2 separate regions of the Homo sapiens genome follow, and region 2 is linked to region 1. A link is an interaction called in ENCODE POLR2A ChIA-PET data of the cell type or tissue named here. Cell type or tissue: Panc1. All regions are shown on one strand. Links, peaks and the distances in the headings refer to the core of each region. The heading gives the core; the rest is flanking DNA.

Evidence for each region. ChIA-PET counts read pairs that join two places held together with the same protein. Peaks named below come from ENCODE experiments on the same cell type or tissue, not always from the same donor. Only the 100,000 strongest peaks of a DNase experiment are listed, where the experiment ranks them.
Region 2: POLR2A ChIA-PET joins it to region 1 with 10 read pairs; 2 of 35 experiments call an interaction of 5 or more read pairs at or near these places.

Annotation. Positions count from the first base shown.
Region 1 is chr2:45,379,068-45,381,993 of GRCh38, forward strand. No RefSeq gene overlaps it. Among named protein-coding and RNA genes, the nearest start is that of LINC01121, 130 kb to the left of the region's middle. In Panc1, for the core only: no CTCF peak of the experiment used is centred there; a DNase peak (open chromatin) is centred at 1,624.
Region 2 is chr2:45,535,477-45,538,402 of GRCh38, forward strand. The region is part of intron 14 of SRBD1 (S1 RNA binding domain 1); the gene reads right to left. Among named protein-coding and RNA genes, the nearest start is that of SRBD1, 74 kb to the right of the region's middle. In Panc1, for the core only: no CTCF peak of the experiment used is centred there; no DNase peak of the experiment used is centred there.

The DNA of each region.
Region 1 (2,926 bases), core at 332-2,831:
AATAATTCATAATAGCCAAAACATGGAAAGAACCCAATGTCTATCAACTCATGAATGGATAAGTAACATGTTGTATATTCATATAGGAGAATATTATTCAGCAATAAAAAGAAATAGACTATTACTACATGCTACAACAGGAATGAACCTTGAAAACATTACACTAAGTGAGAGAAGCCAGTTGCAAAAGACCACGTACTGTATGACTGCATTTATATGAAATGTCCAGAATAGGCCAATCCATAGAGACAAAGTAGTTGTCTGCTAATGGGGGTACAGGTTCTCTTGATGGGGTGATGAAAATGATAATATGTATTGTAATGGTTGCAGAACTCTTTGAATATATTCAAAACCATTGATTGGTACCCTTTAAATATGTGAATTGTATGATATGTGAATTATATCTCAATAAAACTGTTAGCAAAAGAGCAAGATTGTGCAAGGGAAAGTTTCTAGACACAAAATTTTTGATTGCAGACTATTTTCTTTGGTTCTGGCCCTATTCACTCAGGCCAGCAAACTGTATTAGCGAAGAGTTGGCCAAAGCCCAAAGGAACTCTCTTGATCTGTGCTTTGCCCTGAGCAATTTATTTTTAAATAACCCTTTGTCAAATTAGACATACACAGTCTAGTTTTGCATATACTCTCCTAGGGTTTTTGATGTTTTTATCTTAGGAGGACAGGGGCATGGAGGGTATGTTTTCTTGTTTGAAAGATGTGATGGGTTAAGGGCCAATTGTCAGTTTTAGTTTTCTTGGCCCCTGACTCATTCATTTTCAACTCCAACAGCTTCCAGTATCAATCACACAAGAGCCAAACTCTCCATGAGCCAGAGAGATCTCCCCACTGCCCAGAATTTCTAATTTTCTTTCTTTAATGGATATGCAGCCGCTGCTCAGTGCTCTTGGAGATCTAGGTGGGAGGGAAATGATCCAAGGGAACCTTGTAAACAATGAAGAAATAAGAGAAGTTTTGGCGCCTTGGTCACCTGGTGCTGCAACAAATTGTGAGGCCAGGGATAAGGTTCTGGGACTGGATTGCCTTGGAGCTGGTTGGGTTGCACGGGTTAGAGTTGAGTTCCACAAGTAGAGAACAGGAGCAAAAAACAATTGGGGTGGAAGAGTGGGGGGCAGTTCAGGTAAGCTAAGTTAGTTTGAAAGACTCAATTCTAATGCTCTGGAAGCTGTACTGGACTGGTTTATGAAGCTCGCTCAAAGCCCCATAATCCACTATTTACTCGGTCTTGCCTGTATCCCTCCCACCCCTGTCCTCAGCCAGTGGCTCCATGGGAAGCCTGTTTGCTACTACAGTCACGGTGCATGCTGTCTCACCTTAGCTGGGGGTGGTAAGGACCAGACTTCAGTGTGGTCTCCTTCTCACCTGCTGCTGTGGGATCCAAAGTAGCTCAAGCACAAGGGTCTGACTCAACTGGTTCTACTTCCTTAGCAGCTGTCCACAGAAGCCAAGTAATAAAACCTTGAAGTATGGAGGAATCAATGCCTGGTAAGGTGAACATTAACTAGTAAGAAAGAAACAGGAGTCAGGAGGGAGACAGCCAATGAATTCTCTTCCCTACCTTCCTTCCACCCTTCCACTGTTCTGTGCCACCATCATACCACAGAGCTTCTTCCATGACAACCTGGTGACTAAGAAACTGGCAATGTTTTCTTATGAGTCTATGACTAGCTAAGTAACACAGCACTTTGTATTTGCTTTCTCTGCTTCCTGGCTCACTTCCTTTTTTCCCTTCTTCTTCCTGCTCTGGGATTATAACCCCCAATAAAGTATGAGTACATATGCCTTTTTCATGCTCTGTTTTCTCAAAAAAATGAGCTAAGAGCTAAGACAGAGCTCAAGGCCAAACACTATATCTAGAGGAATCAAAGGAAAAGATGGAAGACGCAGGTCTGATGAAGATAGGGGCAAAATCAGAGAAGGAATTAATAAAAAGGGGGTGGTGAGTTTCCTGATTATCACAAATAGTGGCAGATATTAAAGGTTGCTGTCCTCAGAGAGTCCTCAGAGGAAGACGTTAATTACATGCTGTTACCATGTACAGAAATGTATATGTGCAGGAAATGAAGGAAAGTCATGTAGTATAAGGAGAGCCTGTAATAGTGAACTTGATTTAGTCTGGGAGAAAATGCCCTCTGAGGTAAGATCCAATACTGGGACCTGATAAACGGGTGGAAGTGAGAGAGAGGGGAGGCCGTTTCAGGCAAAAGGAATGACATCTACAAAGGCTCTGTAGTGTGAGGTACCATGCTGAGCAGGGGAACAGCAAGAGTTCTTACCATAGAGAAAAGTGTCTCCCAGTTTTGACTTTCATTTTTTAAAACCTCAATCCACAATAAAGACTATATTTTACATTTTAACCCAGTACCAATACACATATATGTGCTCATACAATTGAAACAAAAAGTCATGAAAAAATATTTAACCTTACTGTGTTGGTGGTGGTGGTAGGGGGTTCACAATAGCCACTGACCTTTAAATGTGCATATTCTTTGACAGAGCGGTACCACCAGGACAATGTACGATGGTGCTCACCGCAGCACTGTTTGCAATTGTTTACACACACACAATGAAACATATTAAGGTAGATATGTAGGTACTGACATGGGAACACATACATGCCCAATTACAAAGAGAAAGAGAACAGTGTACATATGATGCCAGTTTGTTAAAAATCTTTACGAAGGAACATATGCATAGAAAAAGGGACAGGGATGTACGAAAACTCTAGAAGGTGGCTACTTAGCAGAGGAGATTTTTATTTTCCAACTTTCGTATTTCATTATTCCTGCCTTTTAGACTACACATATTACTTTTTCAATCAGGAAAAATCATAAAAATACAGTTATAACAAATAGTCCAAAATAACTTGCTGTTTCTTGTGGGTGATAATACAGGTCAAATGACAGTG
Region 2 (2,926 bases), core at 175-2,674, 160 kb after region 1:
GTCATCTATACAACCTATTTTATTTTCCCTCTGGAACAACAAAATAACATCAGTTCATCTCCAAGCTTCCACAATTTCTCAACAATTACCAATAGTGGTATCAAAATTTTAGGTACAAGTCCACCCAGAACTCCAGAAAATGTTTCATCTGGGCCAGAAGATAAAATAAGAAACAGAAGATCTCTTAATATCTTATTTTAATTATGTTTTAGTTTTCTTTTATTGATACTTATTCATCTTTTCAGCCCCCCAAATCATCCTATCTCACAAATCAAAAGAGAAGTTGAACAAGTCTACTCTTTTATCCACTGATTAGGATTATGATATTATCTAGAAGCAATGAGATTTCTTTTCTAACTCTCTTTACCCAAAGATAATCATTAAAAGACTTTTATGCTATACATGGGGGGAAGCAGGAAAAGGAGGGATTCAGTTCTTAAATTTTGGTCTTCCAGAACTATTTTTAACAGATCAGTAACTTCCCTCTTACACACATTCTTGGTTACTTACACTTCTTTCAGCTTTGTATATGTCCTTGTAAAATCCACACCTGGCAGGGAGTATGCAGTCAATACATACAAATTAATTTACTTTTAGTTCCTAATCTTTTTCTGGTTGCAAAGCCCCTGGAAGTCAATGTGCTCTACTGAGAACACAACAGAATATTTGCATATTATATAATATAATTAAACATATAAGAGCTAAATCAGATACTAGTTACTAGTAGACACCAACAAATTAAGAAAAATACATAAATGTAAGATAAATTGTTCCAAACTTGGTTTGGCAAAGAAACTTTCTTGTATGAATGACATAATTCATACAAGAAAGGTTCCTTTCTTTTTTTTCTTCTAGGGGAAAAAAACATACTTGATAGAATACTTAAGCAATTTTCTGACATACTCTAATAGGTAGAAGACTTGTTCTAGCAAACCAATCACCCAAACATTTTTATTTGTGTTTTTCTCTACTGGAATTATGTTCTCTTTTCCATAAAATTTTGTTACAAAGAGTGCATCTCTGAATTGGCCTATTAAAAACCTTTTGCCTTGAAATAAGATTATAATAAAGTTTTATCATGTGTTAATAACTAAAGTATTTGTAAAGTTTTCTTTGACATGAGGAATTTTAATTGAGATTGGGAAAATTCTATCCATTAATTTAACTTTTTTCCAAGGAATATGGTAAGGATCATGGCTCATTATTTTACTGGAAGAGTACATTTGTCCAGCTTACATATCCCAATGTGTTCTCAGAACCATTCCTCTATTTACTTCCCTTCAGAGGATCTTTTGCAATTGTATAAGGTAGTCTGAATTTTATTTCTAAAAGCTTTCTAACTTCTCAGTAAAGACTCTTGCGGGCCAATCTTCTCTCTTAACTTTGCATTTTTAAAGGCTGAAAACTGTAATTTCATAGAGCAATGTTCCTCAAACTTTTATGATCAACCATAAGAAACACATCACAACCCAGTACACATATATACATGTAACCAAAACAAATATTCATGAGACAATACTTAGCTTACTGCATGAAATGCCCTCTATTTCCTATTCTTTTCTATTTAACTTTTTAAAAATGCTGGTTAAGACGCACTAAATGGACTTCACATTTCACCAATGGGTTACAAGTTACAATCTGAAAAACATAGGCTCATACGACACAGAAAAATGAGGATAAAGAGAACATGAATCTGGATAGTATGGATAAAGGAGGACACAAATTCATCACACTTTACTTCAGCACTGGAGTCTTCTTAAAATGTGTCTCATATACCAAGAATATCGGTTATACCTATACTTACCTAAAAATTGTACTTCTTGTCACTATCGCCTTACCTTGCTTTTAATTCTTGATACAGAATTTTTCACCAACTGACATATATAAAAATACACACACTCTTATCTTTTTGTCTGTCTTCTCCATTGGAATGCAAACTTCAAGAGGGGTAGGGACTTTGCCTGTACTGCTTTCTTTCCCAGCACACAATACTGTGCCTGTAACATAGTCTTGGTTCTGAGGGATACTCTGCTGACTGGATGATCGAAACAGGAGTAATGGGATGTTTTTGTTCTAGCTAAAGCATCAAAGGCCTGTTTTGCCAACAATAGCAATCATTCATCTGTGTCCTATAAAATGGGTGTGTTTTGGGGGGAGGGACAAGAGTTAGACTTGAGAGAAAAAATTTCTTTGGGAAGATGATTGGGATGCTATGCCATTTTTCCTGCTCTCTCAACATTTCACATAGAAGAATATCTCATCCATCACATGCCAAGTGGAAGGCGCTTTACTGGGAACACTTCATGAGCTTCACATATGCTCCCAGAGTATGGAGTGCTAAACATGCCTTAGAAAAATGAAAAGGAAGAGCTACCTCTGACAGCACAGAAAAGTACAAGAGGAAGGCAAGGATGGGTAAGAAAGAGAATAGGTGCAAGCCTAAGGTATGAGAGAGAAAATTTAAAAGGGAGACAGCTGTGCTAAGGATAAGCTGTTGATACCCATTGGAGAGCAGGCAAGGAGGTATGAGCCAAATGGGCCTGCAGGAAGAAGTGTATGGTAGGCTTTCAACAGATTCTGTCCAAGAGGACTGAGCAGCGAAGTAACGCAGATGAGAATGGCTGGTCTGAAGCCCAGGGCGAGAGAAGGAAAGCCATAACCAGTCAACCAAAGAAGATATCAGCTACATCACAGCTTCCTTGCAAGGGAAATCTCAGAAAACAAAAATAGAAAAATTCTTCATAACACCCCATGAAAGGAAGCATCAGCAATTGTATTTGGGCCACCCAGAGGGCCTTACCCCAGAATGCAACTGGTCCCACTTCCTAAGACCATGCTCTTTTTTCCCATGCTACTCCACTCTGAGGACTAAACTTAGAGGGATCAGAAAATTCAGCTAGTGAGTTAGGGAAAATAAGAATAACAA